Linked DNA regions of Homo sapiens: region 2 is linked to region 1. Evidence: chromatin loops called from intact Hi-C (ENCODE). Cell type or tissue: endothelial cell of umbilical vein. All regions are shown on one strand. Links, peaks and the distances in the headings refer to the core of each region. The heading gives the core; the rest is flanking DNA. Region 1 has its middle 38 kb from the start of TNFSF8. Region 2 overlaps TNFSF15 (TNF superfamily member 15).

Evidence for each region. Hi-C counts contacts between places; a loop is a spot of excess contacts. Peaks named below come from ENCODE experiments on the same cell type or tissue, not always from the same donor. Only the 100,000 strongest peaks of a DNase experiment are listed, where the experiment ranks them.
Region 2: it touches region 1 in a loop (13-fold over the local background); 3 of 110 quality-filtered maps call a loop at or near these places.

What each region holds. Positions count from the first base shown.
Region 1 is chr9:114,883,800-114,900,608 of GRCh38, reverse strand. It overlaps a transcript of TNFSF8 not described here. Among named protein-coding and RNA genes, the nearest start is that of TNFSF8, 38 kb to the left of the region's middle. RefSeq lists an enhancer at 5,572-6,771. In endothelial cell of umbilical vein, for the core only: no CTCF peak of the experiment used is centred there; DNase peaks (open chromatin) are centred at 5,028, 5,588, 6,868 and 10,138; H3K27ac peaks cover 5,607 bases.
Region 2 is chr9:114,770,229-114,787,037 of GRCh38, reverse strand. TNFSF15 (TNF superfamily member 15) reads left to right here. Exons shown (of 4, transcript NM_005118.4): 4 at 1-2,386. Among named protein-coding and RNA genes, the nearest start is that of TNFSF15, 27 kb to the left of the region's middle. In endothelial cell of umbilical vein, for the core only: no CTCF peak of the experiment used is centred there; DNase peaks (open chromatin) are centred at 7,497, 8,387 and 9,047; H3K27ac peaks cover 1,927 bases.

The DNA of each region.
Region 1 (16,809 bases), core at 3,038-11,037:
AGTGACCGGGGCGAGAGCAGGGAAGAGCAGAGGAAACCTCCAAATGTGGGGACTGTCCAAAGTAAGGTTGGAAAGACGTGACCTGAGGAATTGCAGAAAGGCTATAGGAGGCCCTATCAAGGCTGGTGGGAAATAATGGAGATTGGAATATGAGACTGGGCTCAAATGCCAGCTCTCTCACTAACCACACTCGAGGACTTCGCAAGTGTCTGCTCCCTGCTGGGCTTCCAACCAATGGGACTTCCATCAAGCCTGGCAGATCTCTCAGGAGTGTTCTAGAGATGATACAGGCTGACTTCTCCATCCTCTTAATTTAAGGGTTTGTCCCTTCCATCCCAGAATAAGTGGTATTCCTGGAATTGTGGGAGGCTCCCTTGTCTGACAGATTCTGCCAGCTTCCCTCAGCACTTCCTCCTTTTAGTTCTTGTCCACATCAAAACCTCTTAGGGCACTAGGCTATTCTCTGAGCCATCCTTTATGTGACTGGAGATTCTGAGAAGGAATTAGATAGTAGAGTTATTGTAGAGTAACTACTATATATTTAATTGTTTGAATATACCATAGTTTGTCCATTCTTCTATGCAAGAACATTTAATTTGCTTTTAGGTTTTTGCTGTTACACACAAAGCTACAATAAGCACATCTTCTTCTTGCACACCTCCCACCCCTAGTTGCCATTTTTCTATACAGCAAAAATACTCTTGGAAAATTATAAATGGTGTCACAAAGACACTGAGTTAACCATGGCTAGCGAGGGTTTAGACACCTCTGTGATCAGAGCTCATGACCTGGAGCTTAGTCTCTGGAATCTGAATGGCTCCTTCCATACTTTCTAAGTACTTCTCTGCTCTGTACATTCATTCAACACACATATCCCAAGTGCCAGTGAGTGCCAGGTCAGTTTACAATCCAACATGGTATGTGCTACAGCTCTGCCAAGCCACTGCGAAATCAGCCCTCATTAGCATAGGTTTGAAACATGCCTTTCAATGCACTCTGGGGCTTCCCTGGATCTAGCTCTCTTCCTGGAGAGTAAACAAACACCAGAAAGCATGAAGGACAAGCACAGCTCCAGAAGATTTCTCCCCCAAGATCAAATGTCTGTATTCCTCATGGGCTCTTCTCACAATTCTCCCCTGAAACTCTGCGATGGAAGATTGTCACTCAATGTATAGTATAATGACTTTCCAGGTTTTTTTTCTACCATGACCCAGAAGAAGAAAGGTCATGTTGCCAACGAGGACTAAGAAAAAAAAAAAAAAATAATAACTTACTGTGAAGACCTGAATTGATTTTATGATGCTCTCTTAAGTCACAACCCACATTTCCAAAATACTATTCTAGTGTGCCTTCTCCTGCTCCACATGTTGGAATGCTAAAAATATACTTTCCTTATTCTTTTGCAGCTCAGGCTCTAGTATTATTTAGTCTGAAATGGACAGAATTTTGGAATGTTTGTCCATCCAGCTAGCAAGGACAGCTGTGGAGGTGTTTGGTTTTTCTGCAGCTTCGTTTGCAGAGGTTTTCATGTTCAAATACGAGCTTAGTAGTTGGGGTGAGCCTAGGTGGTGGGGGAGAAGCATCCGTTCTGCTGATGTAGTCTGTTGCAGATGTGCACTGGTTCTGGAGCCCGGCAGCAGTAGCGGCTTCCTGATTGTAGTGGTTTCCTGTTCGCGGCAGCAGTTTTGTGGTTCTAGAGGGGCAGGCTTCCTGATTGCAAGATTATTGAAGAGACAGCAGCTACTATAGCAGCCCAGTTCCTAGGAGTCGCATTATAGGTTTCTCCTGAAAGCTCAATCTCGATTCTGTTTCCTCAGACCTCCTGACAATTCTACAAGCCATTTAACACCCTGTGATAAACCCCTTCCTGCCAAACAAGCTAACGCGAAGTCTGTTCTCTGCAACTGATTCCTCATGAATATAATAACAACATGTACAAACTGACCTCACCATTATGTACAAACCAACCCCACCATACTCATCCTGAACTTAACACTATTCCTACATTCCAAATCTCAAGGACTATCTCAGTCTCTGAATATCCTTCTTCTCACTTCCTACTCAATTAACACCCAACTAATTCCTCCAGTTTCCTAGTTCCAGCCACCACTCTCAATACCTCCTAACTCACAGCACTGCCTCCAGTCTTACTCCTTATAAATCCCATCTCCAGACAGCAATAGCATCTCCCGATTGTTCTTGGAATTGATAGTGATAATAACCATTTATCAAGCTCTTACATGTTATGACTTTTCCTGCACTCACTTATTTAATCTTCAAAGCAATCCAACGAAATAGGCATCATTGAGCCAGGCACGGTGGCTCAGGCCTGTAATCCCAGCACTTTGGGAGGTCGAGGCGGGCGGATCATGAGATCAGGAGTTCGAGACCAGTCTGGCCAACATAGTGAAACCTTGTCTCTACTAAAAATACAAAAAATTAGCTGGGCATGGTGGTGTGCGCCTGTAATCACAGCTACTTGGGAGGCTGAGGCAGGAGAATTGTGTGAACCCAGGAGGCAGAGGTTGCAGTGAGCTGAGATCATGTCACTGCACTCCAGCCTGGGCAACAGAACAAGACTCTTCCTCAAAAAAAAAAAAAATAGGCATCATTATCCCCATTCTTTATATAAGGACATTGAGAGTCTGCGATGTTGAGGAGCATGGCCAATGTCACAGTCAATGGACGGTAGAGTTGGGATTTAAGACCAAGTTTGCCTAACTCCACATTCCACGCTCCAGTCACTATGAACATAGCCTTCCTAAACTCTAAGCTCTTTCCACCAGGTCTCTCCCTATCTATCTCCTGAATGTCTCTCTAGTTTTGTGCTCAGCCCCACCTCCTTGTGCTCTATGATCAAATCACATTGCACTCCTTCCAGTTCCTCCAATCTTCCATGCTCTGCCTAGCCACCAGAAGCTTGCAGATAATTTTCCTTCTGCCTAGGATACTCCTGTCACACTCTTTTGCCTGATTAACTCCTATCATTGTTCTGATTTCCATTTCAATGTCACCTCCTCAGAGAAGTCTTCCTGACTCTGCTGGCTTCACTTAATGCCTTGCTGTCACCTTCCATGCTTCCCCATCGTTAATTGCATGACACTTTACCCTTCACCCCTGGTTCTCTCTATCATTCCTCTCCAACATTCAAATTCCCAGAAGGCAGGAACCCTACCAATCTTATTTAGCACTGGGTAATCACAGCCCAGCCCAATTCCTAGGACATAGTAGATGGCCATTCAATACATATTTCTTAAATGAATAATCAAAGAAAACCACTTTAAACATAAGTCCGTTTTAAGGAAAAGATATCAAGCCATACCAAAACAAAAGAAAAAAAAAAACAGTTCTTTTCAAAATATGGAAATGTTCATTGAAAGCCTCTATTTTTCTTAGAAATAATTTTCAGGCCGGGGACAGTGGCTTATGCCTGTAATGCCAGCACTTTGGGAGGGCAAGGTGGGTGGATCACTTGAGGTCAGGGGTTCGAGACCAGCCTGACCAACATGGAGAAACCCCGTCTCTACTAAAAATCAAAATTAGCCAGGCGTGGTGGCACATGCCTGTAATCCCAGCTACTCGGGAGGCTGAGGCAGGAGAATCGCTTGAACCCAGGAGAAGGAGGTTGCAGTGAGCCGAGATTGCACCACTGCAACTCCAGCCTGGGCAACAAGAGTGAAACTCAATCTCAAAAAAAAAGAAAGAAAAAAAGAATTTTCAGGGCTCAGGAGATAAGAATGCCTATTAGAGAAAGGTGAAATTTTTAGAAAGCAGAATCTACCTGTGCCATCTGAGAACATGGAAGGAAAAAAAAATAAATCTTTGCTTACTTTATTGAACCCCTTTTCTGAGCAAGGTGTGGTATATTTGCTGTAGAATCCATCACCCTTCCTATCTCTGAGATATCTATATGCTATTCTAGTCATTTTGTGATTAGAAATAGTGAGATTAACCTTAGAAAGTTTTTTAAGTTTTATTTTATTTTTGATTGACACAAAAATAGTGTACATATTTAGGTAGCACAGTGTGATATTTCAATACATGTATACATTGTGCAATAGTGAACATATCCCTTACTTTAAACAGTTATTTCTTTGAGGTGAGAACATTCAAAATCCTCTCTTCTAGATATTTTGAAATACACTAGAAAGTTTAAATCAAACCTTGGTATACCTTAGAATCCTGAAATCCCAGGCCACTTCCTAGAGCAATTAAATTAGAATCTCTGGATTTAGAACCCAGGCATCAGGATTATTTTAAGCTCCCAAATTTAAGCCAAATATTAAGAGTCAGTGGTTTAAATCTTTGCTGTTATGTCCTGGTGCCTGGTATCACCAGAGAGCTTGTTAAAAATGCAGGCATCTCATACATACCTAAAAACTGGAACAGAATCTGCATTTTAATATGATCCAAGAGATTCAGGTGCACCTTACAATCTGAAGAACACTAGTTGGTTGACTTTTTCTGGTAAGTGGAGAAGATTGCTGGTAATCCGTTATGTTTCTCTGTTTCCCCCAAGTGGACTTTCATGAATTGGCTTGGTCTTCCTTGTCTGCTGCTTATGCAAATGTGAGGGTCTAAACACTACAAAACCATCAAGTCAACGTGATGGTATTCATTTGTAATGATCACCACTGAATTTTTAACAACTGCTTTTGATCCAACTGTCTCCCTTGGGAATATTGGGCAACACTAGGAATAATCTGGACAACATGTTGAAAGCTTTGGATGCAGTTTAGAAACTTCTATGGGGGCTGTACTTTCCCTATAGCCAAGGAAAGAGAAAAAAACAAGTCTGAGGGTGGCAGATGGGAAAGAATAGTGGCCTTGGCAACTGGAAGCCAGTTTCAATCTGAGCTGAAGCAATTACTAACTCTATGACCTTGGCAAGTCACATGGACTTTGTAAACTTAAATTTTCTCAGCTGTACAATGGGAAGCTGTTGGGAGAACAAACACATAGAATAAGCTTGGAAAGTGTACAACTCTTGGGGTATTTTATCATATTCAGTGTCTGTGAAGGAGTTAGACCTTGGGGAGAGGAGTAGGAAAAAATGAATCAATGCAAGTTTGAGAAAAGTGAAAGTTCCTCAAATCCACTGAAGCCTATTCCCATCTGCATTCAGAAAAGCCAGCCATTGGATCAACAAAGGTCTCTGTCAGGCCAACTCTCAAAGGATGGTTTCATCCTGCAGGGAAAACTGGACTAGATAACCAACTGACTGTTTGCGAGATGCAGTATCAAGGTCCTCTCCCTGTGCCTCTCTAGAAGCAGCACTGATTGCACTGCAAATGAACACTTTTCTCACTTAGAAATGAGCACTTAGAAGACAAGAAGAATCCATCTCCAAATCCCAGCACCCAAATCAGTGTCCTACACAAAGTCAGCACTCAGGAAATGTTTAGATTTCACTTGCAACAGGAAGAGGGAATTACCAGGCAGGGATATCAGCTAAACTAGTCAGGAACAAGCTGATTTGAAGGCTGATCCTCCTTCACAACCAGGAGGCTCCAAACAAAAACCAGCTGAAGTATTTCATCATTTCCTTTCCATTGCTAGGGACGCAGATGACCTAACCTCCTTGACATTCTGACTATGCCTTCCGTTCTCACAATGAGTCTCATTTTACCAGCTGGCCTGATGCAGTCAGCGCATGGCACAGTACTCAAGGGAAGAAAGGTCACAATCCATCACAGGATCAATACAATGGGATGAGTAAACAGCAAGAAAACACTGAAGGAGGCTTCATTTCTACCACCAACATTACATTCATACACTCACACAGTCCTCAATTGCATCTGGTCTTTTCATCCTCCTCATTCATTACTTTGATGTGTTTACTTAAACCGCTTTATGTTACGTAAATAGATATAATTACTATCACTTACTGAACGCTTGCTTGCCAGGTTTCAGGCACCACATGGAAGCCTTCAAATACTGTAGTCTACTGCATCTCACCCTTATGAGATAGAGATGACCATTCCCATGTTGCAGATGAGGAAACAGAGGCTCGAAGAAATGCTTAAGTATGTCTAAGTTTCAGCAGCTCATGAGCTGAAGAGCTAAGATGTAACCACTGCAGTTTGGCTCCAGAGCTATATTTCTAACCACACTACACTGCACTACCCTGAGGCTACTTGACCTGGTGCCTGCTGATTCCTTTGTCCACAAGGTCCTTGCCCTTCATTCACATCTTGTTAATTTGACCTCATTCATAAAATTTCAACTCAGACATTATTGCTCAAGAACCATTCCGCTAAATTAGACATGCAACCTGGACCTTGATATTCTCACTTCTGTCTAAAAATTTACTACACTCACTATGACAGCATGATTGTACATTTGCCTCCCTGCTAAACTGTGGGCTTCTGAGTAACAACAACGTCAAAATGTATCACATCTCTCCTGCCGATATCTACAAAGTAAAGTTATTCTTTCTTCCAGATTACTGTGGCATGATCCTCCACCATTCACACTCTACCCTGGACTCTGGGAAGGGACACTGCTGCCTTGAAACTCTACAACCCTGAACCTTGATGCTGGTTGCTGCAGACAAGAACTGCTTCTACCCTGGGTCACTGTCACTGCTAAGTGGAAAGTCATGAACTTGATGGTACCAGTCACTCTGGGCCTAAACCGACATAGCCAGGAAACGGTTCACCCCCCACAAACAGAATCATCTAGACCTGTCCATGATTTGGAATCGTGGCCCAATACTTCCTGGCCCCAGAGAGAGAAAAAAGTCTGACCACCCCCTACTCAAAGTGCCAACTCATTTCCTTCCCAGAATTAATCACTTCCCAAAATGTATGACTGTGTGAACATCAATTCCCTTCAGGGGAAAACCCCACTCCCACCTCTCAGGCTGTCATCTTACCCTATGACCCCAACCTGACAATCATGCAACAGCCCATTATTGGTACCTTTTCCAATGTTTAGGTGACTCATTCTTATCTACAATCACTTTGTTGTTCTAGGAAAGTTTTTGACACAGCAGGCATTTGATATATATTTCTTGATTAAATGAAAGATTAAATGAATACCATCTTAGATGTCTGCATAGTGCTTTAAAGTTTACACCACTATTCTTTCAAATAGTACAAGAGAGAACTAAGCTGTGTACTCAACTGGGAAGAAGCAGAACTGAGAGTGGGAGCACCTGGTATTCTGATTTCTTGTCTAGAACTATACTATATTCTGAGATCACTAAACTACAACCTCAGGCGACTCTGCCTACTTTTGTAAATAAAGTTTTATTGGAACACAGCCACATTCATTCATTTATGTACAGTCTATGGCTGGTTTTATGCTGTGATGGCAGAGTTGAGTAGCTGCCCCAGAGTCCAGGAGCTGTTTACAGAAAATGTCTGATGGACCTGCTATATATTGCTGGTGACTCCAGGTATGTTTAGATATACACACTTACAACACACACACACACATACATCATAAATTTTCCCACAAAGAGAACCATATGATCACTGTCTATCTGACCTTTTCAATATTGTCAGCTGTGAGAGGGGAGTACCAACTTTGTTGGAATCATGTATAGAACATGCCTCTGAGTGCTAAGGGATTCCATGGGCTAATGCATGATTTTTGACCATGGACTTGATAATATCTATCCAACAATATGAAGAAGTAGTAAACTTAAAAAAGAAAAGGCCTCAGAGGCAAATCCACCAAAAGCAGTGAGAAAGGAATAGCTTCCAAAAAGATCATGTTTTAAAATAAGGAGGTTAGAGATGTGAGGATTTTTTTCTTTACAACCAGTAAACCAGAGACATGTGAGGATTTGAATGTCTTCATAATAATGAAAATAATTTTAATCAAAATGTCTCTAAAATATAGACTTAGAATGTACTGTTCCAAGAAAATTATTTGTTCTTAGATGTTTTCCTTCAATCAACCACTCAAGGGAGTTTAGAAGAGACCAGATGGTGCCTTAAAAGGATATGAGGCCGGGCACAGTGGCTCACATCTGTAATCCCAGCACTTTAGGAGGCCGAGGCAGGTGGATCACTTGAGGTCAGGAGTTTGAGACTAGCCTGACCAACATGGTGAAACCTCATCTCTACTAAAAAAAAAAAAATACAAAATTAGCAAAGCATGGTGGCACACGCCTGTAATCCCAGCTACTTGGGAGGCTGAGGCAGGAGAATCACTTGAACCCAGGAGGCAGAGGATGCAGTGAAGTGAGGCGAGATTGCGCCATTGCACTCCAGCCCAGACAACAACAGCGAAACTCCATCTAAAATAAAAAATAAAAATAAAAAAAGAAGGATATGAAAAAAGGGAACTTAAGTGGATTCTAATAAATCACAAAACCTCATATATAGCTATTCTCTAGACTGAATTACCCAGACTTCTGAAAATATACTATCAGACATAATTTTAATATTCACAGGTATCCTATGAGTTTGCTCTCTGCTCAAACACAGGGCCAAACCACAACACTGTGGGTGGATAAGTATGGGATATGCCTGATAAAGGCAAGGTATCATTATTATTCATCTAACATGGTAGATACTTATGAAATATTTACTTTTTAACAGTAGATTTCATTTATATATTTATTTTCTCTTTTTAAAATTTTTAGTTGTTGTGGGTACATAGTAGGTGTATGTATTTATGAAGTACATGAGAAGTTTTGATACAGGCATGCAATGTGAAATAAGCTTATCATAGGAAATGGGGTATCCATCCCCTCAAGCATATATCCTTTGAGTTACAAACAATTCAATTATACTGTTTATTTTTAAATGTACAGGTAAGTTATTACTGACTAAAGTCACCTTGTTGTACTATCAAATAGTAGTTCTTATTCATTCTTTCTATTTTTTCTTTTTTTTACTCATTAACTATTCCCCACCTACCTTTCAGCCCCTCACTACTCTTCCCAGCAGCTGGTAACCATCCTTCTACTCTCTATGTCTGTGAATTCAATTGTCTTGACTTTTAGACCCCACAAATAAGTGATAACATGTGATGTGTGTCTTTCTGTGCCTGTCTTATTTCATTTAACATAATGATCTTCAGTTCCATCCATGTTGTTACAAATGACAGAATCTCGTTCTTTTTTATTGCTGAATAGTACTCCATTGTGTATATATACCACATTTTCTTTATCTATTCATCTGTTGATGGACACTTAGGTTGCTTTCAAATCTTAGCTATTGTAAACAGTGCTGTGTCTATGATTTCTTTCTGCAGTGTTTTGTAGTTTTCCGTGTAGAGGTCTTTCACTTCCTTGGTGACGTATATTCCTAAGTTGTTGTTTTTTTGTTTGTTTGTTTGTTTGTTTGCAGCTATTATAAAAGGGATTGATTTCTTGATTTGATTCTCAGTTTTGTCATTGTTGGTGTATAGCAGGACTACTGATTTGTGTACATTAATTAATTTTGTATCCTGAAACTTTGCTGAATTCATTTACCAATTCTAGGAGCTTTTTGGATGAGTCTTTATGGTTTTCTAGGTACACAACCATGTCATCAGCAAATAGCAATAGTTTGACTTCCTCTGTTAATATCTCTTTTAATAAACTTTCTACCCGTATCTCTTTCTCTAACTCCTCTTTAAGGCCAATAACTCTTAGATTTGCTCTTTTGAGGCTACTTTCTAGATCTTGTAGGCATGTGTCATTGTTTTTTATTCTTTTTTCTTTTGTCTCATCTGTGTATTATATTTTCCAATAGCCTATCTTCAAGCTTGCTAATTCTTTCTTCTTCTTGATAAGATCTGCTATTAAGGGACTCTGATGCATTCTTCAGTATGCCAATTGCATTTTTTCAGCTCCAGAATTTCTACTTGATTCTTTTTAATTATTTTAATCTTTTTGTTAAATTTATCTGATAGAATTCTGAATTCCTTCTTTGCATTATTTTGAATCTCTTTGAGTTTCCTCTACACAGCTATTTTGAATTCTCTGTCTGAAAGGTTACATATCTCTGTTTCTCCAGGATTGGTCCCTGGTGACTTATTAGTTCATTTGGTGAGGTCATATTTTCCTGGATGGTGTTGATACTAGCAGATATTCTGTAGTGTCTGGGCACTAAAGAATTAGGTATTTATTGTAGTCTTCACTGTCTGTGCTTATTTGTACATATCTTCTTGGGAAGGTTTTTCAGATATTTGAAAGGACTTGGGTGTTATAATCTAAGCCGTATCTGCTTTAGGGGGCACCCCAAGCCCAGTAACACTGTGGTTCTTCCATACTCCTAAAGGTACTGCCTTGATGGTCTTGGACAAGATCCAGGAGAATTCTGTAGATTACCAGGCAGAGACTCTTGTTCTCTTCCTTTACTTTTTCCCAAATAAACATGGTCTCTCTGTTCTGAGCCACCTAAAGCTGGGGCTGGAGTGACACAAGCACCCCTGAGGCCACCACCACTATGACTGCGCTGGGTCAGACCTGAAGCCAGCACAGCACTGGGTCTTGCCCAAGGCCTGCTGAAACCACTCCCTGGTTACTGCTTATGTTTGTTCAAGAACTTGAAGCTCTACAAGCAGCTGGTGGCAAAGCCAGCCAGGCCTGCATCCTTCCCTTCAGGGTGGTGAGGTCCCCCAAGCCCCAGATGAGTGCAGAGGTGCCGTCCAGGAATCAGAGTCAAAAACCACAGATGTCTGTCTGGTGTTCTATTGTACTGTAGCTGAGCTGACACTCAAACCACAAGACACAGTACTTTCCATGCTTCCCTCTCCTTTCCAAAGATAGGGGAGCCCCACCCAGTAGCCACCACCACCCCAGGCCACGAGGAGTACTGCCAGACTACTGCCAAAGTTTTCTTAAGTCAGCTTGTGGTGCATGCTGCCTGGCCTGGGACTCACTCATCAGGGCAGTGGGCTCTCCTCTGACCCAGGGCAGGTCCATAAACACCATCCAAGAATCAAGTCCTGGAATCGGGGACCCCAGGATCCCACTTGGTGCTCTACCCAACTGCTAGTATCTAAGGTGCAAGACAAGTCCCCTTTACTTTTCCCTCTGCTTTTCTCAAGCAGAAGGAGTTTTGCCCCATATCCACCTCAGCTGGTAATGTGCTGAGTCTCACCTGAACCCAGCAAGTCCCAGAGGCTTACCCTAGGCCCTCAAAGTAGTACCTGGACATCACCGATGTTTATTCAGGACTCAAGAGCTCTTCAGTTAGCAGATGATGAATTCTGCCAGGACTGTGTCCTTTCCTTCAAGGCACTGGGTTCCCTTCTGGCCCAGGGTATGCCTATAAATGTCATCTGAGAGCTAGGGCCCGGGACAAGGACCTCACAACTCTGTCTGGTGCCCTCTCCTGCTGTGGCTAAGCTGCTATCCAATATGCAAGACAAAGTCCTTCTTATTCTTTCCTCTCCTCTCCTCAAGCAGAAGGAAGGGGTCTCTTCTGGAGCCAGGAGGTGTGCAGCCTGGGTCTAGGGGAAGGGTGATGCCAGCACTCCCTTGGCTGATGCAGCTGGTGTCTCTATGTCACATGCCACCCAGTCCGCTGTCTCTGGCCCCAGTTTGGCACTAGGACTCACCTAAGAGTTGCAGGCCTTATGGCCTAGACTGCCTTTCAAGTTTACTTGGAGACACAGAGCACTGTAGCCCTCAGTGGTGAGGTTTGCAGGAACTCCAGTTTGGACTGCTAAGATTCGTGATTCCACTCTGGCTAGGGCTGGTTTAAATGCTTCCTCGGTGGGTGGGCATCAGCTGATTTTTGTCCAGTTTTCCTTTCTGCTCTAACAAGACAGCACTGAGTTCAATTGCCTCACAATTGCTGTGCTCTCCCTCCCCCAGCACCCAGAGAAACTCTCCACACCACGGCTGCTGCAGGGTGGGGGAGGGGTGACATCAGCAATTCAGAGCTGTTTTTTCTATCTCCTGAGTGCCTCTTTCAGCAATTTGAAGTTAGAACCAGGTACTGTGAGTGCTCACCTGATTTTTGGTTCTAACAAAGGTATTTTTTGGTGTGTAGATAGTTGTTAAATTGGCGTCCCTGTGGGGAGGACAATCATTGGAGCCTCCTATTCTGCCATCTTGCTCCACATCCCTTGATTTGAATAGAAGCTGCAATTACCTTTAAAAAAATTTCTATCCGAAATTTTGTCCTCTTGGTTCAAGCTCTTTTCCAAGCAAAAATATTGTACCCAAATACTCCTTAAATGAGCTACATAGGCATATATTTTTAAATAATTAACTCAAGCCCTCTTTTAAATAAAGGATTAATAAGAATAGTGTTCTATTTGAGTAAACATGTAGTATAGGGAAAAATTGTGAGACTTTGAAATTTAGTGAGAGTACTGACTAGCTCATTAATTTTGGTTATTTTATGCTTTCATTGGCTCTGGGATTTGTTTTACAGCCCTGAAAGTTGCAGAAAATAGATAGTAATGCAAATAATTCTTGTCCGTAAATATGCAAGTTGTGTCCCATGTGATGCAACTGATTACCACTCTGTAAATATTGACCAGTTTTGCAAGTTTCTGTCTATTTGTAACCCCTATTCCATCCAGCAGCACCTATTACTATCTATAGAGAACCTTCTTTTGGTCCACACTCTGTTGTGCAGTTACTAACTCAACAATGTCATATACGCACACATATACAAGCACATACACACCAGTGATTACAAAGTCAATTTATAGTATAATAGTGGTTTGACTATTTTTAAATAGTATTTTTATTAAGTAAATACAATTGTTTTGGTATTTTTAATCTGAATATTGAAATGCAGGAGAAAACTAAATGCTGCATTTAAAATGAGGCATCATTGTTTCCATTTCATTGACGTAGGGAAACAGAATCAGAAATGAAAATCACCCACCTGATAAATAAATGCAGTAGCCAGGACACTAACCCAGATTTTCAGAGACCAAATTAGTTACATTCTATTTTTTTGAGGGAAGCTTTCTTTATCTCTTTCTCCAAATACTCAAAGAAGTAAAATCTCTGTATGATAAAGATAGATCTATTATATCTAGAATATCAACACTTCAAAAAGCATCAGACTAATAGTATTTCAGAAACACAGGTAAAAAAAACACTGAAATTTCAATATTATTGTTTTGCTGTGGTATTTCAGATAGCAAATTCAACTAGCACAAAGGAAATGCAAGAAAAGCACAAGACCCAGATGTGTTTTTAATGAAGCTTAAAAAATAAGTTGCAAAATAAGTCACATTTTTATCACAAAACATCCTGATAAAAGTATAAAATAACATATTTAAAAGCCCAATAAATGCAATAATATAAGCTAATAAGAATAGTGAACATGTGATAGGAGTTTACTGAGAGCCAGGCACTCACTGGTCTAAGTGCTTTTACATTCAAATAACTCTTTCAATATTCACAGGTATTCTATGAGATTGATCCTATGATTATTCCCAATGCAAAGATAAGATAAAGAGGACCTGAGGGACTAATTTAATTCAAGGAATGTTATGGGAATGTAGAAGTGGTAGAACTCCTGTGGTAAGTCCAGGGAGCAATCCTGTGGGGTTTGGCTTTGGAGGGCTTCACCCTTGGCCAGCCAGGGAAGAAAGATCTACAGGAGAAATTAGCTGTGCCGATCTGATGGTGCTGAGAAAAAAGTCTAGGACTTCAAAGAGGGAAGGGTACTGTGTAGCTTTCTGTCAGGGATGAAGCTTGGCTAAGGTACAGCAGGAAGAACATGGAGAAGGAAAGGGTAATGGAAAGAGAGCTGGATAAGCAGAAGAGGAAGGAGGCTTAAATGGCCCATGAAGATCATACTTTAAAAATATATTTCTTTGACAGATGTTAAAACTTCTTTGTGACTAGTTTATTTAAAATTTGTTTTATTTTAAAATACTGAATATAATGAAACTAATAAAGGTAAAAGTATCTCTTAATACCGCTATTAAAGTTTCAGAAGTGGTGAGAGCTACCTCTTTCTGCATTCAGGCTCTTGAACAAACTGAAGAGTAAAACAAATATTAAGGCAGATAGGAAATTAAAATATCAACTTCATGACTATGAAAGGTTAAGTTGGAGGATGCAGCTTAGCTTCAGAGCCAGAAAGACCAGCTCTGCTAGCTGAATCTCAGATCTAGGTAGGCTTGCCTGTCATAGCATCACTGAATCCTGGGCAAGTACAGGGGATTCCTAAGAGAAAGATAAAGAGAGCAGTTGAAAGGAACATGCCTGCTCTTTTCCTCCCAGATTTATGAAGCAGATAAGTTATTCCACCATCCCTGTGACAAAGTGAACAAAAGCAAAGAAAGACATGGAGTTAAACTAACTGAGCTTCCTTCATGTGAAAGAAACTGCTAGAAAACAGAAGAAGTGTTTCTCGTCAACAGTCATCCCTCTTTAAATAGTTTATACTAAGAAACAAAAGAACCATATATGTTAAAAACCTACACTAAAATCATACTCAGTGGTGAAATATAGAAGGTTTTCCCTCTGGTTAGGAACAAGATAAAAATGTCCGTTAGCATCAATCCTATTCAACATTGAACTGGAGGTCCTAGCCAGAGAAATAAAGAAAAAGAAATAAATTATATAAAGATAAATGAAGTGACACTTGTATATTAACAGATGGTACAAATATTATAGTTAAAAAATTATAATACAAAAGATTTATAAACAAATGAATTTAGCAAAGTTGCTAGATATGAAGTAAATATACAAAAATCAATTCCGTTTCTTTTTTCACTTTTATTTTAGTTTCAGAGGTACATGTGCAGGTTTTTTATGCAGGTAAATTGCATGTCATGAGGGTTTGGTGCAAAGATCGTTTTATCACCCAGGTACTAGGCAAAGGTAGTTTTTAGATCCTCACTCTCCTCCCACCCTCCACCTTCAAGTAGGCCCCAGTGCCCATTGTTCCCTTTTTTTGTGTCAATGTGGACTCAATGTTTAGCTCCTACTTATAAGTAAAAATTTGTGGTATTTCGTTTTCTGTTCCTGTGTTATTTGCTTAATTCTATTTCTTATACTATCAACAAACAACTAGAAAATAAAATTTAGAAAAATAAACCATTTACAATAGCACTCAAAAATATCACATACCTAGGAATATATCTGATGAAAAATGTAAAACCCTCTACACTGAAAATTATACAATATTGCTGAGAGAAAGTAGAGACCTAGTGGAGAGAGATGGCACACACATGAGTTGGAAGATTAAATATAAAATAATGTAAATCCTCCCCAAATTGATCCATGGAATCAATGTTATCACAGTTAAAATCACTACAGGTTTTTTTGTATGGAAAATGACAAAATGTTTGTAAAATCTATTTGGAAATACAAAGAACCTAGGATAGCCAAAATAGGTTTGAAGAAAATGAGCAAATTGCAAGTCTTACTGTTATAGTAGGTAGCTCATCAGGCATAAGCAGGGTAGAAGAGGGCTCTCTCCGACTTCACACTCCCCCCCCACCTCCTGTCACACACATCAGGAATGTCAGGTGACAATCAGGTAATGGTCAGTAATGGTCAGGCCGTTGTTAACTGTCTCTCTAAAATAATAATTGGTCACAGCCAGTGCCAGGGAAAGGCCATCTCCTGCTACATAGAAAACACCTGAAACTAGTGATCAGCAGCTTCCTGGAGTTGGGAAAGTGGACTCAAGCATGTGCATGCAGACAGCCCAACCCAAGGGAAGAATCAAAGGAGAAGTGACGCAAGACCCCGGAAGTATGCCAACATATAAAGCCAAAGTTAAACATAAAACCAAAGTATGCCAAAGTAAAACAACGTCAAAAAGTCAAACCGCACACTTGTCTTTCAAGTCGCCCGCTTGGTCCTCTTCCAAGTGTACTGTCTTTCCTTCCTTTCATTCCTGCTCTAAAGTTTCTTAATAAACTTTTACTCTTGCTCTAAAACTTTCCTCAGTCTCTCCTGCCTTGTGCTCCTCTGTTGAATTCTTTCTTCTGAGGAGGCAAGAATTGAGGATTCTATAGACCTACATGGGTTCACTGCCAGTAACATTACTATCAGATGTCAACTTAACTATATAGCAAAGGTAATCAAAATACTGTGGGTGTTAGCATAAGAATAGAAAATATAGTCAATGGAATAAATCAACACAGGTATTATCATCTGAATTGTGACAAAAGTCTCAGTGTAGAAACAATGCCCTTTTTAATAAATGCTGTTGGAATAATTATATCTGTAAAACAAATCAACTTTGACTCCCCCACCTTACACCATACATAAAAATTAATTTGAGATAGATTACAGATATAAATGTAAACAGCATGACAATAAAGCTTCTGAGATAAAGTATAGGAGAGTACTTTCATAATATTGAAATAGATAAAATATTTTATACAGAATATGAAAGACACAAACCATAAAAGTAATGAAATGCTATTCACTACAATTAAGACCTTCTGCTCATCAAAGGACACCATTATGAAAGTGAGTAGAAAAGCCACAGATTGGAAAAAACTTTGCTCTGTGACAAAGGAGTCATATTCACAATATTATGTATAAAAATTCCTATAAATCAATTAAAAAGACAAATCAACCTAATTTTAAAATGAGCAAAACAATTGAATAGGACTTCAAAAAACACACTATCCATATGTCCAGTAGCTAATGATTCCCTGATGGTATCATTAGTCATCAGGGAAATGCAAATTAAAGCCATATAACCACCAAATTAAAACTACTACACACCCACCAAGTTACTAAAATTGAGATGACTGACAATATCAAGTGTTGGTGAGGAAGTGAAGCAACTGGAAACCTCATATATTGCTGGAGGAAGTGAAAGTGTTACAATCATTTTGGAAACCTGTTTGGCAATACCTACTAAAGCTAAACATATGCTTGCCTTATGATCCAACCATGCTACTCCGAGGCATATT
Region 2 (16,809 bases), core at 4,003-12,002, 110 kb after region 1:
AGAGACCATGATCAAAATGCACAGAATCACTAACATTTTGATGCTAGCATGGTTTCAGTCTATTTGGCAGAACAGAATTGATTATGCTACTAAAATTTCTTTTTCTTTTTTTTTTTTTTTTTTTTTGAGACAGAGTCTTGCTTTGTCACCCAGGCTGAAGTGCAGTGGCAGGATCTCAGTTCACTGCAACCTCTGCCTCCCAGGTTCACGCCATTCTCCTGCTTCAGCCTCCCGAGTAGCTGGGACTACAGGCTCCCACCACCATGCCCGGCTAATTTTTTGCATTTTTAGTAGAGACGGGGTTTCACCGTGTTAGCCAGGATGGTCTCGATCTCCTGACCTCGTGATCCGCCCGCCTCAGCCTTCCAAAGTGCTGGGATTACAGGCGTGAGCCACTGTGCCCGGACTCTGATTTTTTTTTTACTAAGGTACAGTAAGAAAAGGGAAAAGTGTACGTTTTCACTTCCTGAAATATGTCAGGTTGAATCAATAATAGAGCACACCAGAACTCTTGGCTCCATTTCAACCTAAACTATTCAGTTCTCATCACCCCAGAGGAAATTCCGCCTCTGTGCTGGTCAGTAATCCCCCTGGATTATAAAAGTTTAACTAACTCACTGTGCACAAGGCACGGCCATTGCCAACATTCTCTTGCAAGGTATTTTCCCAAGCCCTTACCCAATTCTGTTTCCATGATTGTGACATTGGGGATTAATTCTGCAAGACAGAACTGTTTATATTCTGTACCTTAAAAACACATGCAAACATCTCTTGCCTTAAGATTTCTGGCTTTCCTATGGCCCAGAGTCCTAGAAGTGTTTTGATATTTGTAGCAGAATTTTCAAGTGTACATCCTTATCCTGGATATTAACATTTTTGCATCATATTGGCAGCTGGACCTACAGAGAATTTAGTAGACTGTTAACCTAATAAGCCTTGAATCCTTTTGCACCAGTGGTGAGAGAATGTGGATCAGAGCCATCACCTCCATGCCCCGTCACCCTCTAACAACCACATTTACAACTTCCCCAGCTCTGAGACACACTTGCCTCCACCCCTTCCATCACCCCATTTTAAGATGAAAATACCACACCAGCCTGGAAGGAAGAAGTTACTTGCCCAGGGCCACATAGTGAGTTAAGGGCTGATCTAGAGCTAGGAAGCTGTCTTCCTGAACCATAATCCTGGACTCTTCTAACCTCTCTACTCATCGCAAATAGAGTTCATTTTAGTGATTTGAAGGAAGATGGGACAAGTATTTTCAAACACCTGTAGGACAACATGGAAGTGGGAGGAGACTTCTACTGTAGCTCCCCAGAGAAGAGAGCTAGGGCTACAGAGTTGCAGTTACAAGGTTGCCCTCTCTGGCTTGATCCCCAAAGGAATTTTCTACTCCAAAATAGAATTTTTCTAGGATGCTATTTCTCAGTCCCTGGAGATACTCAAACAAAGGGCTTGTCACAAGGGTTTTTGTAGAAGCTATTCTTCACAGAGGTTGGGGGAGAGATTAAGCCAAAGGATCTCTGAGGTCTTTTTCAAATCTATAATTATGTGGCCTTTTGTTCATTGACTTCCATGTGTTCTAGTTGATCATTACAAACCTGGCAGGCCTTCTCAAGGGTTCAGTAATTAGCTGTCATTTCCCATTTGTCCAGAGAGTGTCCAACACAAAATACCCCTAAGATCTTGGCCAATAGAGAAATGTCATGGAATTTTAGAAATGACAGTATCTGCGGAGTTTATTCCAAGTTATATCATTTCAAAGATGAAGAAACCCAGGCTCAGAGGGAGCCATCACATCCACACCCTGTCACCCTTCGTGGCCAGTGCCAGACAGTAGCTAGTTGGATGCTAAAAGTAGAATTTAGATATCTTAACAATAAGCCCAGCAGTCTTTCAACTTCATTCGTAAATCATTTTTGTTTTGAGCATCTGTCACGTGGCAGCACTTGCCTGGATACTGGAGAGCTGAGAAGGAATGCGACAGGCAAGTCCTACTCTCACAGTGTATACATTCAGGAGGAACAAGACACACAGTGCCAAGTAAATAAAGTAGCTGAACTTCATCAAATGATTTTATTCTTAAAGTCATTAAAGCATGTAATGTTCCCCTTTTTTTGTTTCAGGGGTGTACAGATTGAAGAAGTGTAGGTGTTTATGTGGTTTTAGTGACAAACCCCATGTGCTTTCATTGATTTTATGTTTTATGTTAAAACATCAACCGCAAGGTAAAATGCATATTGTATGTTGTTGGATACGTACTTAACTGGTATGCATCCCATGTCTTTGGGTACTAGTGTATGAATTCTAATCTCTGTAAATGAAATGTTGTATGTGTTAATATATTTAATAGATGTAACTTAATAAACTGGCATTGAAGACTGAAGAATTTTCACACTGTCAGTTCTTTTGTTAATGTGTTCCTTTGTTTTTCTTTCTAGATTAAGTCTAAGGGTAACCTCTTGGGATTTTTTTTTTAAATGCTTCTAATTCTCCATGTACTTGGCTGCAAAATGGCAACTGGCTTTCATAGTTATAATAAACCTTAAAACCTTGAGATTATAATAAACCTTAAACTGAACACCACAGATGGTGTCATTCTAGTCAGATGAGGGAAAGGGAGGGAAGGAGAGAATCTACAGGGTTCCTTTCATGAATTAGAAGACTTTGTAGTTGAGTAGCCTAATCTCACATTGAACATCCCTGAAAAAGAAAGAGAGGCCATAAAGACCCATGCTAGTACATGGAGGAGCCCGAATTTGGATCCAGGTCACTCTCTGACACTACACCGTCTGCCTTGCATCAAAACAGCAATCCGCGGGAATCAAGAGGATTCAACACATCCATCACTTTCTGTTTTCCAGCACAGTAGCTGGGGTCCCTGTTGGTGCTCAGTCAATAATATTAGATTGAACCATACTAAATTGCCATTTCTGAAGGTCAAAAGGGGTCACATGCCAGAAATTTCATTTGTTTCCACCTGATAGTTGTATGTAGAATCAAACTTCAAGGGAGAGGGGGTAAGGCTTTCCTCTAAAACATCAGACTCAAAAATTTCCCTCCCAGTGGGGAATCAGAATGGATGTATTGATGGCCTTCTGAAATTCAGTTCTCACTCTATTCCTGGGGGTGATAAGAACAAAATATTTTTACACTTGGGGAGAGAAGTGAATTATTTGCCCTGAATTTATTAAAAACCAAGTATCTGCAAAAGTCATAGTGCCAGTTCTCTAGAGGAAAAACATTGATAGTTATTTAATCTAAGTCACCAAAGACAACTTTTTCAACTAATTCTCAAATGGACCCTCCATGCCTAAGAACTTCAGAGCAAAGAGAAAAACTATCCATTGGTCTCTCCTGATGTTTGTCCAGTTGTCCACAGGGGATATCTAGTGTCCAACCAGACCCCAGCTAACATTCAGTTAGGACGCACACAGGTGGCGTCTGTTCCGATTTGTTAGATGTGATTCTGATTAATGGATGCTCATACCACACTGGTTGTTAGACGTTCTGACTACTATTCCTGTTTTCATTGCTTCCACTCCCCCTCCACAACATGCACACATCATCATCACCTTCATCATAAGCCATAATAAGAATGCCCAAGATGGAACTGAAGAAGATGCAATGGATCAGGAGTCTGCTGTCCTGGGCTCCAGGCCCGGGTCTGCCAAACTGGCAAATTCTAAGGCCTTGAACAACCATTTCAACAGGTCTCAGTTTCCTTCTCTGAGAATCTGGAGGAGAAGTGGATGAAGTGAGCTAAATTCCCTTCTATTTGCAGGTCTCAATAATTCTGTGCTTGTAGTGTTTGAGTTTCAAATAAGCTCCCTTTTTTCAGGTATGTGGTAGAAGCCAAGAGGTTTCTCCAAGAGAAAGCAAAATTCCCCCGTGTACCTTAGACTGCAAAGCTCTCCAGCTGATATATGGGGACTTTTTACTTCTTCAGTGCAGGAAATAGAAAGGTAACTGGAACTGAGCTGTGAACTCCCAGGTCCACCAGTGCTGTCCCATTTTGACAGCACTTCATTCCTCCTCTCCCCACCTGGTCTCTCTAACCTTCAGTGGGGCTTGGTGGCCCACTCTCCATTCTGCATAGCCAAGGATGCCATCCTCACAGGTTCATTTTGGACCTTAATACCAGTCCTTACACCAGCTAGTGTTTCCTGTGTTCTTAGGCCATGTCAGGCATTGAGCTCAACTCATCACATAACTCATCTTATTTCACAATTCAATGAGATTAGCATTATCCTCTTGTTTTACAGATGAGGGAAATGAGGTCTGAGGGATTAAGTCCACTTGCCCAGGAAGAATCAGTTAAACCAAGTTTCCAAGTCAGACAGGATAAAAGTGTCCCCCTTGCTGAATTCATTATCAATAGTGAATAAGAGCAGCAAACATTTGGGAGCATTTACAGTGTTGAACACTTCACCTGCATCATCTCATTTAATCCTCAATCAAGGGCAGAGTGTGCTGGCGCACGCCTGTAATTCCAGCACTTTGGGAGGCCAAAGCCAGGCAGGTCACTTGAGGTCAGGTGTTCAAGACCTGCCTGGCCAACATGACAAAACCCCATCTCTACTAAAAATACAAAAATTAGCCAGGTGTTGTGGCAGTGCCTATAATCCCAGCTACTCAGGAAGCTGAGGCAAGAGAATCACTTGAATCCAGAAGCAGAAGTTGTAGTGAGCCAAGATCGCACCACTGCACTCCAGCTGGGCTACAGAGTAACACTCTGTATCCAAAAAAAAAAAAAAAAAAAAGCAATCCTTAATCAAAGGTGGATTTCCTGGCTCCAAGTCAATAAGCCACATCTACTCTTACAGAGGTGGCATTCCCAGGAATGAGCCATCAAATCTGCAAAGGATGACTGGGTCTTCTATTCAAAAGAGTAACCATTGATCAGGCATACTGACCCCAAAGGGATCCAAGGATGTCCTCTTGCTAGAATGCAGGTCCTGCTTGATCCCCCATTCCTGGTTCCTCTAACAGAAATATTGGTACCACCACTATCATGTCAGCTATTCTTGCCCAACCTGGGGAGCCCCAGCTCTGGCCACATGCAGACCAGCTCCAGCTACCAACCTTGTGATCATGGGTTTCCCTTCTCCACTGGCCTCAGGATCCTCTGCAATGTTACCCTCCACCCAACTTGGCCTCTGGTGCCCATTTTGCCTTTGTCTCTATTCTCCATTCTGCTTTTGTCAACCACAGAAAGATTTGAGCACCTACCCCAGGCCAAGCACTGTGCTAAGCGCTTAGCAAATACATTTTCCTCTCCTCGTCACAGAACCCTGGAGAGCAGGTACTATTATCATCACGGTGATTTTGCAGATGAGAAATCTGAGGCTCAATGAGGCACAGTGACTTTCCCAAAGCCACACAGCCAGAATGATAAACGTGGATTTGAACCCATCGGTCCGTGTTATTCCTGCCTCTCATCAACTGTCTTGTTCTGCTTCTCAGGTTTGCCCACATCTCTGCCTCTTAACCATTGTGTGGTCTTGAGTAAGTCATCTAACTTCTTTGGGCCTCAGTAAGGAATGCCACTTTCACTCTCAGCCCAAAATTTCTAGGATTCCAGCTAAACAGTAACCAGCTGAGCATTCCCAGGTAAGTCAGGTCTCAATTTTTAAGGGGCATCTTACCCAAAGCCCCTCCTCTTCAGCCTGTGCATCTACCCCAGGGAACCATGAAGCACCATCACCAAAGCTTTTCCCAGTAAGCTCTGCTGTGGCTGCTCCGGAGGAAAGATACTTGATGAACTCCATGTGTATCTCATTACCTTTCAGCCCAATAGTCCCCAATTTTGACTGCACATTGATGGGAACAGGGATTAGGATAAAATAAAAAGCCCAGTATCTAGGTCATGCCCCAGGCTAATTAAAGCAGAATCGTTAATGATGGAAGACAGACAATGGTTTTTTGAGAGATAAGGTCTCACTCCTCTCTCTGTTGCCCAGGCTGGAGTACGGTGGTGCAGTCATTGCAACTTCCAACTACTAGCCTCAAGCAATCCTCCCACCTCAGCCTCCTAAGCAGCTGGGACTACCCAGCATGCACCACCATGCCTGGATGATTTTTTAATTTCTTATAAAGACAGGGTCTCTCTATGTTGCTCATGCTGGTGTCAAACTCCTGGCCTCCAGCAATCCTCCCACCACAGCCTCCCAAAGTTCTGGGATTACAAGCATGAGCCACCATGCATGGCACACAATGATATATTTTCTTTAACCTCTCAGGTAATTCCAGTGTGCAGCCAGAATTGAGAATTGCAGTTTTCAAAGCACTGCCACATGAGAGAAAAAGCACGGCCCTGAAGCTAGATAGATGCGCATTATGTTTTCAGTTCTGCCACTTTTTACCTATGAGATTTCAGAGAGCTGAGTTAATCTACCTGAGACTCAATTTCTTCATCTGCAAAATGGGAATGAAAGTAGCACATGTTGCGAGTCACATACCTGGCCAGTGACCATGTCAAGATGAGAACTCTAGTACCAATACAATATTTTTTGATATCTCTTAAAAGTTCTCAGTGGACTTGATCCCTTTGTTGTTGATTTTTCCCCAGTACACAGTTATACCCATTGAGTTTGACACTCTAGTTGTTAATTATATAAACCACAATTCATCCATTGCATGAGAGCAGAATAAAGCTATTCCTACATGCCAAGGTTTAAGAATGCTTTAGACAATGCAATGTATTGTGTTTTGGAAATAAAGACATTAAAACGTTTATATGCTGTAAACTAAAAGCTCATGGGTACCAGAAGGAAAGCTTCTCAAAAAATATGAAATACTTGAAAAAAAATTTTTTAAAAAGTAGTACATGCCTCACCACACCCTTGTGAGGATAAAATGAGATGAAACCCACAAAGGTACCTGGTCCCTCATCAGAAAATTACCTGAAAATTCTGCTGTCTCTATTTCTTCTCTTCTACATTTAAAGAAGCAACACCAAATTATAGAAATTATAAGATCATAATAGAATGGCACATGAAGGTCTGGAGACTTGGTTATTCATTCATCTAACTCTTACTTAATGAGGACCCTCAATGCCAAGGGCTACACATGAAATAAACATAGCTACTAAACTCATAAAACTTCCATGCTATTGGGTTGAAGTTGGAGGGGAATGGGGAGGTTTACAATAAAGGAATTACTGTGCAAAAACTTATTGTGATAAGTGATCTAAAGGAGAAAAACAGGCTGTAAAGATAAAGAACAAAAATAGGACCCAATTTCCAAGTCAGTGATTCAGTGAAGGCCTCTCTAAGGCCACTCTGCACAGCGTGTTTGATTTAGTTAACATTTAGACTCATGACTCCATAGCACAATTACTGGCTGATAGCAACTGTGATTCATTCGGTGAATATTGCTAATTACTAGAGCCTTCATGGGCAAAGGACAAGGTGGCTGGGCACTGGCCAACTGCCAGCTGTTTCTGGGCCAAAGCAAACAACTTGTGCCTTAGAATGCACTGGTATGGCTGGTGACAACCCCACCAATCCCTAGAGCTCCACTCCAGCCTCTCAATGGAAAACTTTTCTCCTGCAGCCACTACAGGAAGATCCAACGTTGTCCTTGGCACTCCCTACTGTTTTTCAAGAATGACGCCCAAATAGACTTTGCTTTCCTGTGTGCCAGGAAGTTTTCCTGGTTTTTGCCCTTGTGCTAACAAACATGATCTGACATCATAAGGATAAGGAAAATTACCAGCATGTGTCCCTTCTTTCAAGAGCTCCATGGGGAGGAAAGTATGGTCTGGATGAGAATACCCATTTTACAAAAAGATAAATCAAGGCTCAGAAAGGAAGCCATCATATTCATAGGAATAAAGGGACTGAGCCAGATCTGACCAAATCCAATACCATGCTTCTAGTCCCATGATGCTGCCTTAGGCGTTCAGTCCATGAGCAAAAGGGTCAGAGAGACCCCACTCTGCGAGTCTAGCAAAAATAAATCCCTGTGTTTACGAGTCTGATAAAGGCAGGAATTGAGGAGTGAGGTCTGAATGCTTTGGGATCTGCCCTTCCCTTCTCTCCAGGACACTGTCACACTCTGTCCATCTGCCCATGGGCACTTGTACTTCTGAGGCATCACCATCTTTCACCAAGTGTCCCAAGACAGAACCCTGGGTCATCTTAGGCTGGCCACTCTCCCCATCCCTCACATTTAATCACTCACTAAGGCCAACTCCTGAGTCTCAAATTAGACCCCTTCTTTCCTTCTTTATGTCAATAGCCTCCTCACTGGTCTCCCTGCACCAAGTGAAGCCCACTGAAGTCCATCTGCTCTACAGCAACTACAGTGGTCTTGCTATTACAAAAACAGTTCATAGAACTCTCCTTCTTCGAAAGGCCAGGGTAGCTTCCTATCATCTTTAGAGGGAAATCCAAGCTCCTGGATTTGGCATTCAAAGCCCTTCCTGATCCAGTCCCTACCAACCTCTCTGCTTCATTTGGTTTCCCATGTCCCCTCTGCCTATGTTATAGAGGCAGTGATGTGCTAATAAATGTTGAACATCCGGCTCTCCAAAATAAAGCCCTGATTCGCACCATTTGTTGCTATCTGTGTTGTAAATATTTCCACCATGACCAATTACAAGCAACCAATGTGTTGCCAGTGAGTTCAGAAAGGATGTATTTCAGCCATATGGATACAATAGATATTTACAACCACAAGAGGATAGATAATGGATAATGTAGTAATAACTAAGAAGTGACAAGTTTGGAGTATTTATTACCTTTGTTGTAATATAATTTATATAAATGTAGGTTTATGTAATTTAATTTTATTATGGCTGTGTTTAATGACCAGCTCACAAAACTCCTGGTAATTTAATATTCCCTTCTTGTAAATTGGTACACATTTGCCCTAGCACCCCTGATTAAAGCACTCTGGGTAGAATGCCTGCCCTCCCCTACCCCGTGGTGAACTGCTAGTCATTTCTCAAGACTCTGCTCAGCTGTCCTTTCATCTGCGGAGCCAACCCTGAATGCCTCATGCAGGGACTCTCACAGGAACCCTCCCCATCCCCTGTCTCGGGCTTGTTGTCTGATCGTCTGTCTTTCCCCCATCTGATGGTGTCTTACTCACTTTTAGGAACTGTCATCAGCTGAACTCTAATAAATGTTTGTGGGACAAACTATTCAACATAGTTTTGTATCTGGATTCCTTCCCTATATACATTTGTCTTCCAATTTCCAGTTTTTATTCAATCCTTCCTATTCCCAAGGATGTCACCCAGAGCAAAAACAGGCTTTATATGGGAAGTGGAAGCAGGTTGGGGAAAATGGAAGGGGAAGTTCCAACCCAAATCTGCAAAATGCATTTTAATCATTTATGGTTTTGAATAAATATAAATCCAGTTTACACTCACATCTTCACCCCAGACAAACTTTCCCTAGTGAGGAGAAAGGAGAGGGACTCAGAATGGGAGGACCTAGACCTATCAAGTAGCTGATCGTAGGATGACAACTGGGATTGACCCACAGCTAAACTGGAAGACAGAACTCCTGGGCACCTGCCATGGAACAGGTTTAGGTGGCCACTTCTCATTTACTCAGTTTTTATTCAAGTCTCACAATAATTTTATCAATCAGAAATCATTACCTCCATTTTACAGCTAAATAGACTGAGGGTTGAAGATATGCTGTGACTCTTCCAAAGTCCCAAAGGTAATGAGCTGTGGAGCCAAGATTTAAACCAAGGTCTGGCTGATTGCAAAAACCATGTTGTTAAACACTGTAATAAAACATACTATTCCTCTCTTCCCTGACCTCTTTAAGAGAACAAAGAGAAAAAGAGAGAGTGAGAGAGAAAGGAAGAAGGAAAGGAAAGACAGAAAGAGAGAGAGGGAGAGAGAAAGAAAAAAGAAAGAAAGAGAGAGAGAAAGAGAAGAAGAGGAGGAAAAAAGAAGGGAAGGAAAAGAAAAGAAAGGAATATTCACAAGATTATTGAGAACCTCCTTTGAGGCAAGTACAGCACTAGGTGCTTTACCCTTGTTAACTCATTTAATTATTAATATGGTTTGGGTCTCTGTCCCCACCCAAATCTCATGTGGAATTGTAATTCCCAATGTTGGGGGAGGGACCTAGTGGGAAGTGATTGGATCATGGGAGTGAACTTCTCTCTCGCTGTTCTCATGACAGTGAGTGAGTTCTCACGAGATCTGGTTGTTTGAAAGTGTGTAGCACCTCCCCCTTCGCTCTCGGTCTCTCTCCTGCTCCACCATATGAAGATGTGTCAGCTTCGCCTTCGCCTTCCACCATGGTTGTAATTTTCCTGAGGCCTCCCTAGCCATGCTCCCTGTACAGCTTGTGGAACCATGAGCCAATTAAACCTCTTTTCTTTATAAATTACCCAGTCTCTGATAGTTCTTTATAGCAGTGTGAGAAGAGACTAATACAACTTTATATAGAAGATAAGTATTATTATTCCCATTTTACACCTAAAGAAACTGAGGTTCAGAGAGCTTGAGAAAATTGGCCAGTGTTGCACATCTCATCCACAATAGAACTTAGCTTTCAAAAGCCTTCTTCCTTCTAGGGTCCACATTTCTGACCGACACAAGCTTCTAACCCCACTTCCCTCTGCAGCCACTTAAACTGTACCCCACTTCCCCCTGCAGCCACTTAATTTATATTTAAGTCACTTAAGAAAGTGAGTTAAATAAAAATCAATATTTCAGCATCAACTTGAAAGAATGTAGGCCAATAAACAGTTGCCCCAAGAGGACCTGGCTAATCAACAGAATTATTCAAGAAACCAGGAAAGTAGCTCCGCATTTTATCAGACAAATGATCTAAGCCATGTTCTGTGGCTTTGTTAAATGAAGAAGGAAGCTAAGAAGATAGTACTGAAAAAATTCCAGACATTTCTGTGTGCTTCCCCCACAGTCCCCCAAAGTGCAAAGTGAATCCCAAAAGGTTAAATGTGGTTTCATCACAAGCATGGGTGTCAATTTTATAAAGGAGGGGGGAAAAGTCATTCATGGGGAACTTAAGGCTTTTATCCACAAAGGTACATGTTGAGTGAACTGTGATCCCCAATTCAGAACCACAGAGAAGAAAATGAAGCCCTGTGTGATGCAGCATAGAATAGCCCACACCAAGAGACCAGAGACCAGGGGTCTACTACATTTTGCTTTGCCATGTGCCCTTATCCAGGTCAACATAACAAAATTATTGTGTATTCATTCAACTAACCCCAAGCACCTAGTTCTAGGAACTACTCTAAGTTCTGAGAAAAAAAAAAAAGATGAAGAAAACATTGGAACTCCCAGTTCTAGCCAAGACAGAGCAATGGCTACAGGACTTGCCTGCTTATTATAACAACTATAAAATTGGACATTAGACAACAGATAACATAGGGCTACAATCTTTGACAGAAGGAAAATATGTGAGATGTACTCCATATTTACCTCAGTTTTCTGCCTGTAAAATTGCCAGTGACACAGGAAAGTAAGCCCAAACAGACAGCATCAATCTTACAAGGTTGGGGAAATATATAACAGGTTTTGGTGTTATTGCAATAGCTGAAATTTGTGGCAAAGAATAAAGGAAAGAAGGATGCTATGCAGAGAAACTGCAGAAATCTTCACTTAGGTCCCTTTGGTTGAATGTTAAACTGTGCAAGTGCAGAAGCCTCACAGAAAACAGCTGCGGGGGCCCAAGAACTGAATGGGGATTACAGAGATCTCACACTATTAGAATAAGATGGAATTATGACAAGCCAGGGTAGAAAAAGATTACTGTAACCACAGGCATTCATTGAGACCCTAAAAAGGCCATGATTAGGAGTAGGCTGTGCTACACTACCTTAGTCCCATTTCAACAAGTCCTTAAACCAAGGACCAACCCCCACCAAGGGGAGGGGTGGGGGGGAAACTCAACACTTTCCAAAGAAATAGAATGATGTTAATTACAAAGATTTTCATTGTACTCCTAGAAGTTGTTATGTCTCTCCAACCGAAGTAGTTGAGCATCTGGGGTCCAGAATAATCCCCCAGATAGATTAGGGTCTCTTCCTAACTCTACAGCTAATAAACCACTAGTAGAAGACTTTTCAGATCCTGAGATTCAGAATCAGTATGCTCTGGAACGAGGTACTCTGGATTCCTTACAGTTTGACCATCGTGGTATTTAGGTACCAATGACTCTTCAGAAGCTACTGCAGCAGGCCCTTTTGACCACGATTTCCAGCAGCAGCTCTTTCAGGGGACGAATGAACTAAAAATTCAGCAGTTAGCACAGCTCAACAGCAACAATACATATTAGTTCCAGCTCAGCAGCTACATATAGAAACTTCTAAGACTGAATGAAAGGAAATGAAACTAGAGTCCATATTGCCATAAGCAATCTGAAATGAGTCTGCTGTTGTCTCAGATGGTTTGTTGAGACTGTCCTTCTCATCCATGCTTTCACCAATAGTTATTCAAAGTCAGCCAATTCATTGATGACCTCGTTAGTGTGACTTTCCAAGATCACTCTACATAGAGCTCTGCATCTCTTTTGTTTCCTTCATAGACTCTTGCATTATTTTTTATTTCTTTTAATGTGTTTTAAGGTAGTAGTAACATATCTGCCTTCTCACTGCTGACTCCCAGCACCTGGCCCAGTGCCTTGCATATATCGGGTTGGTATACAAGTAATTGTAGTTTTGCCATTTTTTTAAGTAATGGCAAAAACTGCAATTACTTTTGCACCAACCTAATAGTGGGCACATAATGAAAATGTGCTGAATGAAGGAAGACTTAATTGAGAAATAGCCTACTGAAAGGAAGACATTTAGATACTATACATCTTGAACTGTTTACATTGAATTGCTTTACAATTTTTAATTATAGTGAGTCTTTTAAAAATGTTAAGACTTTCAATTTGAAGTCAAAATTGAAGCATATAAATAACACCATTCTACAAAACATGTAAATTATATTCCGGAGACCTATTAAAGCTATGAAATATATTAAAAATATAAAAATACTGCAGCTTAAACCACATTACCAAACTATCTTTAAAGCCAGAATATATCTACAGTTTTTCCTCCTTAATAGAGTTTCTCTGATGCTGCCTTTTCAGCACACATGAATTTTTCATTGTGGCAACCTTAAGCATTTTAATTTTTATCTAACTCATTAACTCTAATTGTGTGATAGTTTAATGAGTTAGATTGAGAGCATAGGGATATAATGGTTTTAGAGTGAAAGTAAACCTTAGTTTTAGTAACGTCTTGGTGAAAATGGAGAGAACCTGAAAGGGTATAACAGAAAGATACCAAAAAATGCAGTCGATATTTTTATTTCATCAAAATAAAATTGTGAAAATTTGTTTTCTGTCTTGTTATATGAGAGTCTACCCAATATCTTCTATTTTGCCTCTTCGCCACAAAGCTTAAATACTTACTATCTAGACCTTTACCAAAAAATTGTTTGCCCACCCCTGCTCTACACTGAAAATTACTGAACAATGTTTGGAGAACTTAAGACCTTAAAAAGTGCAGACATTGGCCGGGAGCGGTGGCTCATGCCTGTAATCCCAGCACCTGGGAGGCTGAGGTGGGTGGATCACGAGGTCAGGAGATCGAGACCATCCTGGCTAACACGGTGAAACCCGGTCTCTACTAAAAGTACAAAAAATCAGCTGGGTGTGGTGGCACTTGCCTGTAGTCTCAGCTACTCGGGAGGCTGAGGCAGGAGAATTGCTTGAACCTGGGAGGCGGAGGTTGCAGCGAGCCGAGATGGCGCCACTGCACTCCAGCCTGGGCAACAGAGCGAGACTCCGTCTCAAAAGAAAAAAAAAAAAAAAAAAAGTGCAGACATTTACCACTTTTTGGATTGCTAAACTCAATATTGCTAAGATGTCATTTCTGTCTGTTATTGATTAATAAATAATTCATTACCATCTAAATCAAAACCCCAGTAGACTTTTTTTTAATAGAAATTGATAGGTTGGCTCTAAACTGCATAAGAAATTGCAAAGGATTTAAAATAACCAACACAATCTTGTGAAAGAAAAATATAGTTGGAAGATTTACTCTGCCTGCCTTCAACACTTATGGTAAAGCTATAGTAATCAAGGCAGTTTCGTATTGACACAAGGATAGATAAATATTTCAGTGGAATAAAATAAAGAGTCCAAGAATGCTCCTATATTTATACCTTTTATTGATTTTTGATAAAGGGCCAAATAATTCAAAGGGGAAAGTCTTTTCCATAATTGATGCAGGAACAACTAGATATGTATTAGAAAAATATTAACTCACATCATGAATCAAAAAAATTATTTGAAATGGATTATAGACGTAAAAACAAAAGCTAAAAGCAAAGGAGTATATCTTCTTAACCTTGAGATAGACAGAGATCCTTTAGACAGGACACAGGAAACACTAACTATAAAAGAAAAATTAATAAATTAGACATCAGAATGCATAAAAAGAATGCCTATAACTCAATCTTTAGAAGTCATACAGTCCTTGGCCAGGCGCAGTGGCTCACACCTGTAATCCCAGCACTTCGGGAGGCCAAGGCGGGTGGATCACCTGAGGTCAGAAGTTCGAGAACAACCTTGCCTCGAACTCTGGTGAAATCCCTTCTCTATTAAAAAATACAAAAATTAGCCAGGCGTGGTGGCTCACACCTGTAGTCGCAGCTACTCGAGAGGCTGAGACAAGGGAATCACTTGAACTCGGGAGGTGAAGTTTGCAGTGAGCTGAGATCACACCACTGCACTCCAGCCTGGGTAAGAGAGTGAGACTCGGTCTCAAAAAAAATAAATAAATAAAAATTTAAAAATTATATAATCCAAAGCAAAAACGGACAAAGACTTAAACGTATACATCACCAAGGATGATATGTAAATGGCACACGAAAAATTGCTTAAGATTGTTAGTCATTAGGATAATACAAATAAAACCACAATGAGAAACCACAGCACACCCACTAGAATGGCTAGTATTTAAAACACTGACAACAGCAAATATTGTCCAAGACACTGAGCATTTGGAACTCTCACACGTTGCTGGAGGGAATGTAAAATGGTACAGCCACACCGGAGAACTGTTGGCAGCTTCTTGTACAGTTTCCTTATATAACCACCCAGACCAAACAATTTTAATCCTAGATATTACCCAAGAGAAATTAAAATATATATCCCCAAAAGGGATATTTGGAGAAGAATCATTCGTAATAGCCAAAATCTGGAACTAACCCAAATGTCCATCAACAAGAGTATGGATAAACACACTGCAGTATTTTATACAGTAGGTTACTACTCACCATGCAACCACATGTATGAATCTCAAAAACATCATGTTAAATGAAAAAGCAACACACAAAAGAATGCATATATATTATTCATATGAAGTTGTAGAATAGGCCAAACTAATCTACAGTGATAAAAATCAGAATAGAAATCAGAACAATGTTATCCTCTGAGCAGGGACTGGCAGGGAAGGCACACTAGGGAAATTTACGGAATGAAGAAAATAGTCTATATCTCAATAGTGATATGGGTTACATCAATATATGTATTTATCAAAACTCATTAGACCCTGCACTTAAAATCTATGCATTTTACTCCATGTAAATTGCACACCAGTTTTTAAAAAGAAGAAAACCTTGACATTGTCATCAAGAGGCTCACACTCTAATCTGCAGATTTCTTCAAGACATGGATGGAACCCTGCCTTATCATTTCTTTGTTCCATCCATTTCGAGAGCAATTTCATTTCCTCCATACTAGTTGCAGTCCTACCACTGCAATGGCTTCCTAGGCAGACTGCCAGCCTGTAGTCTGACCTCTCCAGTGAGGCCCTCACATGGCAGTCAATGATTGGTTTGAAAGAGAAATATTTCAGTGTCACTCTCCATTGCCCTTAGGATAAATTCCATCTCCTCTCAGGAATGGGCCTGCATGATCCGGTTCATGTATACCTCTGTCTCACCTCCCACCACTCTCCCTTTGCAAACTGTATTGCAGTCCGCTTGAGTTACTTAGCTCTGATTTTGCACATTGCTTCCCATTTTTAATGTTCAAACACACACACCCCTCTTCACTTAGCCAACTTCTCTTAATTCAGGTCTCAGATGAGATGTCATTTATAGCATTTCCTGACATCCTCCTTCCCCTCCTCTGCCATCAACAGGTTGGAGGTCTTCTCTGAGCTTGTACAAGTACCTCCCTATCATTTTATGTAGCCATACTGTAGTCAAATTTTTAGTGTCTGCATCTGTCACCCCCACTACACTGTGAGTCCCATAAAGGCAGGGAACATGTCATATTCTTTTTGTGTCTAGCTCAGCAGTGGCACATAGTGGGTGTTCAGTAAATCAGAAGATGGAATGGGCCAGAAACTCAAGAATGGCCTGCATTCTGATAACTAGGATCCAAGAGCTCAGCCTCCCAACAAGGCCCAGATACAATGAGCACCAAGCCAAAGTGGGAGTTGGTGAATGACCTAACCAGTGAAGACCAATTGGTCTTTCTCTTGAAGTAGGAGCCGGAACTCATGCACCTCGGATTTCCTGAGAATGCCAGAATCTACCAGCTCCAACACAGAAACCATTCCAGGCACTTGATTTCACAGACCTTTCCACAACCAAAGTCTCAGAAAAATGCAGATCCTTGAGGATTTTTCTCTGAAGATAAATATTCACCCCAGTCCATTAAAAAACAAGCAGTGAGCTTCTTTCCAAATGGATCCCCACAGTGATTGCAAACCTTAGAGAAAGTTCAACAGTGGATACACCTTGGGAGGTCGAGGACTGGAGTCAAACTACTGCGGTTCTGCTCTTCACTCCTCTCCTTA